Linked DNA regions of Homo sapiens: region 2 is linked to region 1. The links are chromatin loops, found by intact Hi-C in ENCODE. Cell type or tissue: adrenal gland. All regions are shown on one strand. Region 1 overlaps ABTB3 (ankyrin repeat and BTB domain containing 3). Region 2 overlaps ABTB3 (ankyrin repeat and BTB domain containing 3).

Region 1 (5,000 bases):
CCATCTGTGTCTGTGTCTCTGTGTGTCCTCTCTTCTCTTAAGGATGCCAGTCATACTGGATTTAGGGTCCACCTTAATCCAGCATGTATGGTTTGGCTCTGTGTCCCCACTCAAATCTCACCTTGAATTGTAATAATCCCCATGTGTCAAGGGTGGGGCCAGGTGGAGATAATTGTATCATGGGGGTGGGTTCGCCCATACTGTTCTCGTGGTAGTGAACAAGTCTCACAAGATCTGATGGTTACCTAAATGGGAGTTCCCTGCATAAGCCCTCTTGCCTGCCACCATGTAGGACGTGCCTTTGCTTCTCCTTTGCCTTCTGCCATGATTGTGAGGCCTCCCCAGCCCTGAGGAACTGTGAGCCCATTACATCTCTTTCCTTTATAAATTACCCAGTCTTGGGTATGTCTTTATTAGCAGCATGAGAACAGACTAAAACAACCTTATTTTAACTAATTACATCTGCACAGCCCCTATTTCCAAATAAAATCATATTCTGAGGTTCCAGGGGGACGTGCTATTCTACCCAGTACAGGGGCAGGAATTTTAAAAAATTATTTAATATGTTTCCCCACTGGGACCCTCTCTGAGTGCCTTACATCACACAACCCCCAGCCCCCTGATGTGGGATGGAAAAGAGAGATGTTGAGTCAGCAAGAGAAGCAACACCGTGGCCCCTCTGAGGGAGAGCTAGAGTTTTCTTTTTTCTCTTTTTTTTTCTTCAGAGAGTCTCACTCTGTAGCCCAAGCTGGAGTGCAGTGGTGGGATCTCGGCTCACTGCCACTTCCACCTCCGGGGCTCAAGCGATTCTTGTGCCTCAGCCTCCCGAGGAGCTGGGACTACAGGGGCGTGCCATCACACCCAGCTATTTTTATTTTTGTATTTTAGTAGAGGCGTGGTTTCGTCATGTTGCCCAGGGTGGTCTCGAACTCCTGCACTCAGGTGATCCACCTGCCTTGGTCTCCCAAAGTGCTGGGATTACAGGCATGAGCCACCACGCCCAGCCAGAACTAGAGTTTTCAAACCATTTTCCCAGCCAGAATCTCAGTATAATTTCACAAAGGCCACACAGGGAGAGTGAGCTTTCCCATCTTCCAGTGAGTAAACAGCTCAGAGAGGTTAGGCCACTTGCCTAAAGCCACACAGCTGCTGAATGCAGAGCTGGGCTAGAACCCAGGCCTTTTCCCTCAAGACCAAGGCTCTTTCTCTTTCTGTCTTTTCTTTGCAGGAAAAGAACACTGGTAAGTTTGTAACAGAAAACAGGTGGCTTGGTACCCTGTTAAGGGTTTGGGGAGAAGTTGCCCCTTGAGAAAATAGCCATTCCCAGAACACTGATGTAGCAGGGCACCAGGAGGGTACAGGGAGCCAGCCTGTTTTCCCAGGTTCCTGCTTCAGGCTCCTTTTCTTACGGCCCCCCAACCCCACCCCTGCCCCCCTGGCTGCTTTAGAGTCACTGAGAGATGAATGCCAGGGGTTCTGTCTGCAGGGCGGGAGGGCCATGCTCAGTCGGGCTGTAGGGGGCACTCTGGAGGGCCGGGCCACGGCCCCTGCCACCCACAGCACACAGGGCTGCCCCACAGAGGGCCTGTGCATGGCTGTGTGTGCCACCAGGCAAGCCCTGGCTTCACTCAGAAGAAACGCAGCCACAATGCAGGTCACTTAATAAATGGCTGAGGAGCTAGGGTCTGATAACTGGCCTCTTTGCCTGCACCCCGCTGGGCTGTTGCATCTGCTGCTCCCTCTGCCCGTAATATTCTTCCCCCAGAAGGGCACTAGGCACTTCCTTACTTGCATCAGGGCTCTCCTCAAAATCACCTCCCCTTCAAGGCCATCTCTGATCAGCCTTCTTAAAACTGTGTCTGCAGCACTCCCTGCTTCATTTTTTTCCATCTAACCTCCTATAGGTTTGAATTTTGTTTATGGCCTGTCTCTGTAGATGGTAAGGTCCGCAAGAGCAGGGAGTTTTGTCTGTTTTGCTCACTGTTGGATCCCTAGTGTCTACCATAGTAGCTGGCACTCAGTAAATACTTGTTGAATCAATCAATCAATCACAAATGAATGAATTTACCATGGGGTTCAGTGCGGCAATGTGAGAAGGCTCTGAATTCAGATTTTCTGGGATGGATTCTGATCCCTCACTGACTAGCATGTGGCTTTGAGCAAATTATGTAATGTCTCTGGGCCTCAGTTTCCTCATCTGTAAAATGGGCATAATAACAGTGCCTACTCCATAGGGTTGTGGGGGGCAGGGATCAACTGAGATGAGTCTGAGGTGCCGGATACACTGCCAACCCTACATGTCTATGTCAGCTATTATTATTGGATTGTTTTTTATTATTTGCAGCTTGAGAATAGACTAATACAGAACACTGCAAAGTTCTGCAGGGGAGTAGGTGAAGGAGGCAGGCCCCCCTGTTCTCAAAGGCCTTAGAGTTTCAAGGCATCCGCCAAGCTCCCAACACCTATTCCCATGCCTGGCATAGAGGGGGCCTGCAGGGGGTGGCAGATGAATAAAGGAGAAGGGCCTCATTCCCCAGAGTCCCTGACACAGGAAGGTTCAGTGTTTCATGGCCTCATCTGTGGGAAGTAGCAGGTAAGCTGGTGGTGAGGAGAGCTGGGGACAGGGTATCTAGAGGAACTCAGCCTGTTGGATTTCCCTTGCCCTATGAGGCCTTCCTGCCCACAGGTACTCCCCAGGCTTCTAGGGTTCAAGTCCTGGCTCTCCCCTACCTGTATGTGTATCTCCCAGCAAGACACTTGGCCATTCTGGATCTCATTTTCCCATCAGTAATGTGAGGGGTGGATCTGCCTTCCAGGTGTAATACTCTAGGGTCCTTGGTGGTCCCCATTGGCCCCACCATGCCAAGTCTCCACCTTGAAGACTTTCCAAAGGAGGCCTATCCCCCTAGATTCTGTCTTGTCCCATGTAACAAGGATCGATGGGGCTGCTGTTCTGGCTCCAGTCCTCTTGGCAACTACCCAGAGGCATGGACCTTGGCATTGGTCCTGACTGGGCTCCAATCCCAGGTCTGCCTTTGCTTACTGAGTGACCTTATGCAAGTCACTTAACTTCTGACCCCATTCTGTTCACCTGTCAAATCACAATAAAACTGCTTTATTCCCCTGGGAGTGGGGACGATGAAATAACAAAGGCCATTTAAGATACCTAGCACACAGTAGGCACTCAGTACACACTATTTCCCTTTGCACTGGGCTGGGAAAAAGGGGGACATTAGACAGGGCTTGACATAGTCTCAGCAATGATGATGAGGATGAGGAGAAAGAACAAAGATAGCAGAGGTGAACATTTACTGGGTACTCACACCCAACTTTGTGCAAAGTTAAATGAATCACCCATTTAAGATTTAATTTAAATCTTCACAATGTTATTATTCCTATTTTACAAAGGAAGAAACTGAGGCTCAGCAAGGTCAAAGGTCAAGCAAGCTACCCGAGGTCACACGGCTAGTAAGGGACAGAGCAGGGACTTGAACCCATTTCTTTCTGTTGCCAAAGTCTCCATTCTTACTGTAATGTCCTGATTGCCTCCTGCAGCGTGAACATTTGCGCCACACTGGCTCTCTTTGCCCGTTCTGCCAAGTGGGAAGGTACAGATGGAAGAACAGGACATAAGCCTTGGCATGCAACAGGCAGCTGAGGCCATGCCTCCAGGGCCCTGGGTGACAGTGCTGCTTTTTATCAAGCTGAGGAGAGCCATGTTATTGCTGTCTGCCCAGAAGGACTCTGTCCCTGTGTTGGGAATTGGGACAGCTCTGAGCTCGCAGCATTTTTTTCTGCTCTAACAAGATTGAACACTGTGAATCTGTACCCAGAGACCCCATCCATTAGTTGATTAAAAGCCATAGATCAGCCTGCCTGGGACCCGCCAGCACCATTATAAATAAGAAGTGTCAGGAAATCTTTCGGCATAACCAATGTCTTCGAAATTGCCATGGTGACAGTTAATAAAACTTCGGAGTCTATCTTTCGGCAAGCCAGCTCTGCTGCCAGGCAATAAAATTTGGGATAGCCTTTGAAGCAGTTTGTATTTAAATGAGCCGTGGGTGCCATATCTCAAAGTTCCACACCCTTGGATTAAAAACAACCATTACCATCAAAGATGAGCTTGTCAGACCATTATTCCAGGCTAACACAGGCAGCTGTGAACAATGTTCAGGTTTGCCCAGGATTATCAAGGGAAAGAAAGACTACTGTAGGGCCGAGCACGGTGGCTTACGCCTGTAATCCTAGCACTTTGGTAGGCCAAGGCGGGGGGATCAACTGAGGTCAGGAGTTCGAGACCAGCCTGACCAACACAGTGAAACCCTGTCTCTACTTAAAAAATGCAAAAATTAGCTGGGCGTGGTGGCGGGTGCCTGCAGTCCCAGCTACTTGGGAGGCTGAGGCAGGAGAATCACTTGAACCCAAGAGGTGGAGGCTGCAGTGAACTGAGATCACACCACTGCACTCCAGCCTGGGCAATGAGCGAAACTCTGTCTCAAAAAGAAAAAAAAAAAAGAAAAGAAAGACTACTGAAGTGGCCACATGCACCGTCACTAGAACCAAACTGTTCAAGTTCAAATCCAGGTTCTGTCACCTCCTAGCTGTGTGACCTTGAGCAAGTTACATCAGCGGTCCCTGATCTTTTTGGTACCAGGGACTGGTTTCATGAAAGATAATTCTTCCATGGACCTGGGGGTAGGGGGATGGTTTTGGGATAATTCAAGTGCATTACATTTATTGCATATTTTATTTCTATTATTATTACATTATAATATATAATGAAATAATTATACAACTCATCATCGTGTAGAATCAGTGGGAGCCCAGAGTTTGTTTTCCTGCAACTTGATGGTACCATCTGGGGGTGATGGGAGACAGTGACAGATCACCAGGCATTAGATTCTCATAAGGAGCGCACGACTTAGGTCTGTCACATGCATAGTTCACAATACGGTTCGTGCCACTCTGAGAATCTAATGCTGCCGCTTAGGCGGTAA
Region 2 (5,000 bases), 120 kb before region 1:
TCCTCTGCTCCTCTGTGCATTCTGGCCTGCGTGCACATCACATTCACATCCTGAATGCCAGGGCTGAGGCTTCAAACTGGACAGATGCTGAAATTGAAATCCTTGGTGTGACTGTCAGAATGACACACACTTGGTCGCTAGACCATGCAGAAAGAGCTCTGTGCTGAGGAGGGGGGGCGCAGAGATGGACAGTGGCCCCTGAGGCTCATGTTCAGTCTGCAAAATTGTGAAAAGGGACAGAGCCATCCAGAAGATAGTGTCCTCTGAGAGGGCTTGTCTAGGTCTAGGGTGAGAGAGCAGAAAAATGACACATGGTTGTATCATTGGGTCTCTGGGTGCGATATCTGGCTCCCAACTCTGTCACTTACCATCTGTGTGATGTTGGCAGAGTTACCTAATGTCACTAAGCCTTGATTTCCACCTCTGTAAAATGGGGCAGCACTGCTTTTCCTGGATACCAATGTTTGTTTTGAGGCTGTTATGAGAAAGTATTAAAGGCCTTCCAAAATTATAGAATAATACCTAAGTAGGAGCCTCCTTATTATTTCAGCGGTAGCAGAGGCTCGGGGACTTTAGTTAAAAATGACCGCTTTATAGGCACTTATTTCCTTTCAGGCATTGTTTGAATGGATACTGCACGTTCATTATCCTACTTTGTGCTCACACCAACCTCTAAGCAGAGCTGCTATTCATATTTCCACATTACTCATGGGAAAACTAAGGTCCAGAGAGGTTAACTAGCTTGCCCAAGTTTGCACAGTTGATTAACTCTGGTGGTGAGATCTGGACCCAGGCAATGGGACCCTGGAGCCCAGGCTCCTAACTTTTAAGCTGTAGGGTCTCCTGAAGGTATGACAAACAAGGAATGCTTTGTCAGTTAGCATTAAGAAAACATCTAACCTTCCCTGTCACCCAGCAGTCCCGGGCTTCCTGCAAAAGGAGAGCAGGAGCTGCCAAGACATCCAGGTTGGCGATGGGGGCAATGAGCAGGAGTGGTGGGAGTGAGCCTGCACGCAGAATGTGCCCCGCCCACCCCTGAAAACAGGAGGCAGCACAGTCCGGTGGCAGAGGCTGGACTTAGAGTAGGACCACAAGAATTTCTTCCTTGGCACTTCTACCTACAAGCTGCTCCACCAATGGTTCCCAATCTGTAAAATGGGAAGATTATGCCAACCTCATGATGCCGCTTCGGGGATTAAAAGAGAGAAATCTTTTGTTGCAATTGATAACCGTCACATGGTAGGTGCTCAGTGAATGACCGTTCCCTCGCCTCTCCCTGAGATGGGCTGTTATTGTAGGTGACAAGGTACAAGGCATGGTGGCACAGCCAGAAAATGCCCAGACAAAAATCTGAAGACAGGAAAGCGCTCAGTGGTTAGAACTATGATCCCAGGGCTCTGGACTGCCTGAATTCATATCCTGACTCTATTATTTACTACTCCAGTGACTTTGAGCATGGTATTGAACCTATCTGTGCCTCAGTTTCCTTACCTTTGAAGTGAGCATAATCACAGTACCTACTTTACACTGTTTGGGAAATATTCATCTGTGTAAAGCACTTAGAACAGTGCTCGGCATGTGGTAAACATCCAATAAATGCTAGCAATTATGACTTTGACTCGCTCTCTGCATGTTCTTGGGCTGAGGGACAGCTCTGGGCCTTCGGGGGGCTGCTGCATACCACAAACCCTCCATTTCCTTGCAGAACCCCAATCAGATCTGAAAGGGCAGAAATCTCTGCCCTTGGCCTGGTTGGATGAACTGTGGAGGAAAGGCAGTTTCCCATCAAGTGGGTAGGAAGGGATTTGAAAATGATGACAATGACACCTGGGAAACAGCTGGGAGTGGGGGGAGTCGGGAAAGTGCATGCTCTTAGGTGTGTTCGTGTGCGTGCACGCGCACGCACACACACACGCCCCACTGGGTTTCTGTGTTTTTTTGCATTTAAAGCCAGATTATGACTCACCTGAGTGAGTTCTTTTATTTCTCTTGCTTTGGCTCAAAATGAGCACCCACGCATGGGGGCCCCTGAGTGGCCCATGGGTAATTCCCACCTTGACAGAGGAGAGCCCTGGATACAGGCCTGAGGAATGCAGAGAAGACCACTCCATCCTCACGCAAGTGAAAACGCAGAGGCGCTCTCTGACCCAGCCAGAAATTTCACTCTGTAAGGTTTGGTTAAAAAACTACAGGAAGACCGGATTTTACTGGGGGAGGAGAGAGAAAGAGAGGGAGAAGCTAGGCGCAGAGAGAACAGCCAGAGAGAAACCACACCGACATCTGTAATCTAAGAATCGGACCGTCCTCCACGGGCCTCGCCGCGTTCTTTCAACCCTGCAACTCCAGGGACCTGCTTATTGTTCAGCCCGCGTCTGCCACTTCAACCAGGGAGCCTCCACCCCAGCGCCGCCGAGGTGTGCGGGGCTCAGGCCGCCCAGCGGGGCTCTGATTGGAGGGGTGGAGGCTGCGAGGCCGGAGCCCTCCCTCCCCTGCCGCCCCCCGCCCGCCCCCGCGCCTACCTGAGCTGGCGCGGCTCGCAGTCCACGCCGGGCAGCAGCAGCCGGGCCGCCTGGCGGACGTCGTCGCTGTCCATGGAGAAGCTGCGGCGGTGGCCGGCGTGCGCCACGGCCACCCGGATCCACTCCATCAGCGGCGGCAGCACGAGGAAGGGCCTGCGGTGGGAGGAGGGACCCGGAGACGCGCGTTAGGGCCTCCCCGGAGGCAGGGGCTGCCGGCTTGGCCCCACCCCCTGCTCGCGGGGATCCCCCCATCTCCCGACTCCCCAGCCCACACCCCGCTTTCCCTGGAGACCCTGCCTCTGAATTCCAGAGTAGTGGGAGAGCCTTTGGAGACATCCGGACCGCACCGGTGACCCCGGGGCAGGCTCTCTGGAATCCTTGGGCCTCAGTTTCCTCATCTGTAGCCTGGGGATAATGTGACTAGGAAAGGCTAGGAGGTAACTGATCTGGGAATATTATCCCTCTCGGCGATCATGTGAACATAAGGATGAGTCACTTGAAGCACCAAGCGCAGGGTCTGGAGCGGCGGAAAACCAATCAGCGCCCCGTGTTATTTCTATTTGGGGCTCCCTGATTGTGGACCCAAGCCTAAGGTGTCCGCTAGCACTCCCTTCCCATCTGCAGCCTCGTCCCTGTCGTCTTTCTGGAGCTCTTTCAGGCTTCAGCTCTGCCCAGGCAACATGCTGCCAAAAGGCTTTGGCACCTAGAAAAGGCTCTCTAAAGAGAGCCAGGTTAACCGGCAGCCTTCCCCCAGACCCAGGCTGGCTGGGCAGCCACCCAGTGGCGCCCACAATTCGAGGCCCTTTGGACCTTGGTCACACCCCTGAAACTCTGAGAGCCTCAAGTTCCCTGCCTGCTAATGGGATCATGGTAGGCTGTTGCAAGCTTGTTGCACGCATTGAGACAATGCCTACAACTGAAGGGCAACTTTCTAAGTGCAACGCATTTGTGCCATCTTCCTATTTCTTCCAGTGATGATAAACTCTGTCCTCACATTAGGATTACTGGAGAAGATTTTGGAAAAAATAATGACACTTGAGTCCTGTCCCAGGGATTCTGATTTAATTGGTATAGGGTGCAGCTGGATACAGGCAGTTTTCAAAACCTCCCCATGTGAATTTAATGTGCATCAGAATTATCTGGAGGGTTTGTTAAAATACGGACTGCTGGGTCTCATTCCCAGAGTTTCTGATTCCATAGATCAGGGGAGGTACCCAGGAAATGCATTCCTAACCAGTTCCTGATACGGATGCTACTGGTCTGCGGACGACATTCTCAAAGAACCTCTGCTCTAAAGTCATCATGAGAGGGCCTGGGAATCATCTGGCTCTATATCCAGAGATGGTGATTGTGTTAGAGTCCAAGAAGATAATTCTGATAGGCAGCCCCTGGGATTCTGATTTAGGTGGGCCAAGTACCACACTTTGAGAAATGCACTACGTAGATGCAAAAGGTTTCCTGCCATTCAGCAGGGGTCAGACTAGCATGAAGCCAGTGGGGTTCCCTGGGTGCAAAACTGAAGGAGGCTAGGTCATGCAAATATGTTCTTGGCATGTCTCTTGCCTCCCCCGGCCCTGGGGCTGCCATTCAGTCCAGCATGGCCACCATGGCATTGAGAAGAGGATGACAGGTAGATGGGGTTATAAGTCAGCCAGCCCCCTTGAGAAATGCAGATGTCATGAGCTTCCCAGAAAGTTTTTGGTGGCAGGTGCCAGTTTTCCTATAGTCAGATCTATTTATCCAATGTTAATAATATTCAGCAGCTCAGCCATTTACATTGATTCATGGTCTCATCTGAATGCCTAGGACCAACCTCTGTGCTAGTTATGATTATGCCCATTTCATTGATCAGGAGAATGATGTTGATCCAGGTTAGGTATCATGCCCTGGACCACAAGACTAGCAAGAGCTGGGAGTCAGACCCAAGTTACTTGACTATATAGCATGTGTAGAGAAACCCCATGTGATATTGACATTCTCTTGTCCAACTTCGTAGCATGCACTCTGTTACCCAGCATGCACCTGTCACCCCAGGGGAGCTGATCAGGTCATGGACTCTTGCTGGCATGCAATGGGCTGATTCCTGTTCATGCAGCTGAGCCTCCTGTCTGTAAGGCTTCAAGCCCTTTAAAAATCCACATCCCTCTTAACCTTCAAACCACAGGCTAAATCCCATTTCTCCCTAGACGTTCCTCCTGACTTTACCTCACTTGAATCCCTCGCATTGTGGGCCTCACCCCAGAGGACTCCTCTGGCCTTACCCGCTGCCTCTGCAAATGCCCCATTAGAATGTAAACTCCACCAGGGCAGGGAATGGGGACTTCTTGGATCACGGCTCCCGCCGCAGCTCCAGGATGGTGCCTGGCACACTGTAGGCACTTAATAAATATTTGCTCATGACACAGACTAAGATTTACCAATTTCTTACTGGGTGAAACTGATAAAATTGAGTTTCTGGACCTGTGGACCTATCTGTGGGGC

The links. A loop is a pair of places that touch in the nucleus more often than their neighbours do. Peaks named below come from ENCODE experiments on the same cell type or tissue, not always from the same donor. Only the 100,000 strongest peaks of a DNase experiment are listed, where the experiment ranks them.
Region 2: a loop joins it to region 1, with 2.0 times the contacts of the local background. A loop is called at or near these places in 1 of 110 quality-filtered maps.

Annotation. Positions count from the first base shown.
Region 1 is chr12:107,456,379-107,461,378 of GRCh38, reverse strand. All of the region lies in intron 1 of ABTB3 (ankyrin repeat and BTB domain containing 3), which reads right to left. Among named protein-coding and RNA genes, the nearest start is that of ABTB3, 140 kb to the right of the region's middle. In adrenal gland, no CTCF peak of the experiment used is centred here; DNase peaks (open chromatin) are centred at 2,679 and 2,938; H3K27ac peaks cover 389 bases.
Region 2 is chr12:107,578,824-107,583,823 of GRCh38, reverse strand. ABTB3 (ankyrin repeat and BTB domain containing 3) reads right to left here. Exons shown (of 17, transcript NM_001018072.2): 4 at 2,520-2,672. Among named protein-coding and RNA genes, the nearest start is that of PWP1, 100 kb to the left of the region's middle. In adrenal gland, no CTCF peak of the experiment used is centred here; a DNase peak (open chromatin) is centred at 2,574; H3K4me3 peaks cover 483 bases; H3K27me3 peaks cover 1,140 bases.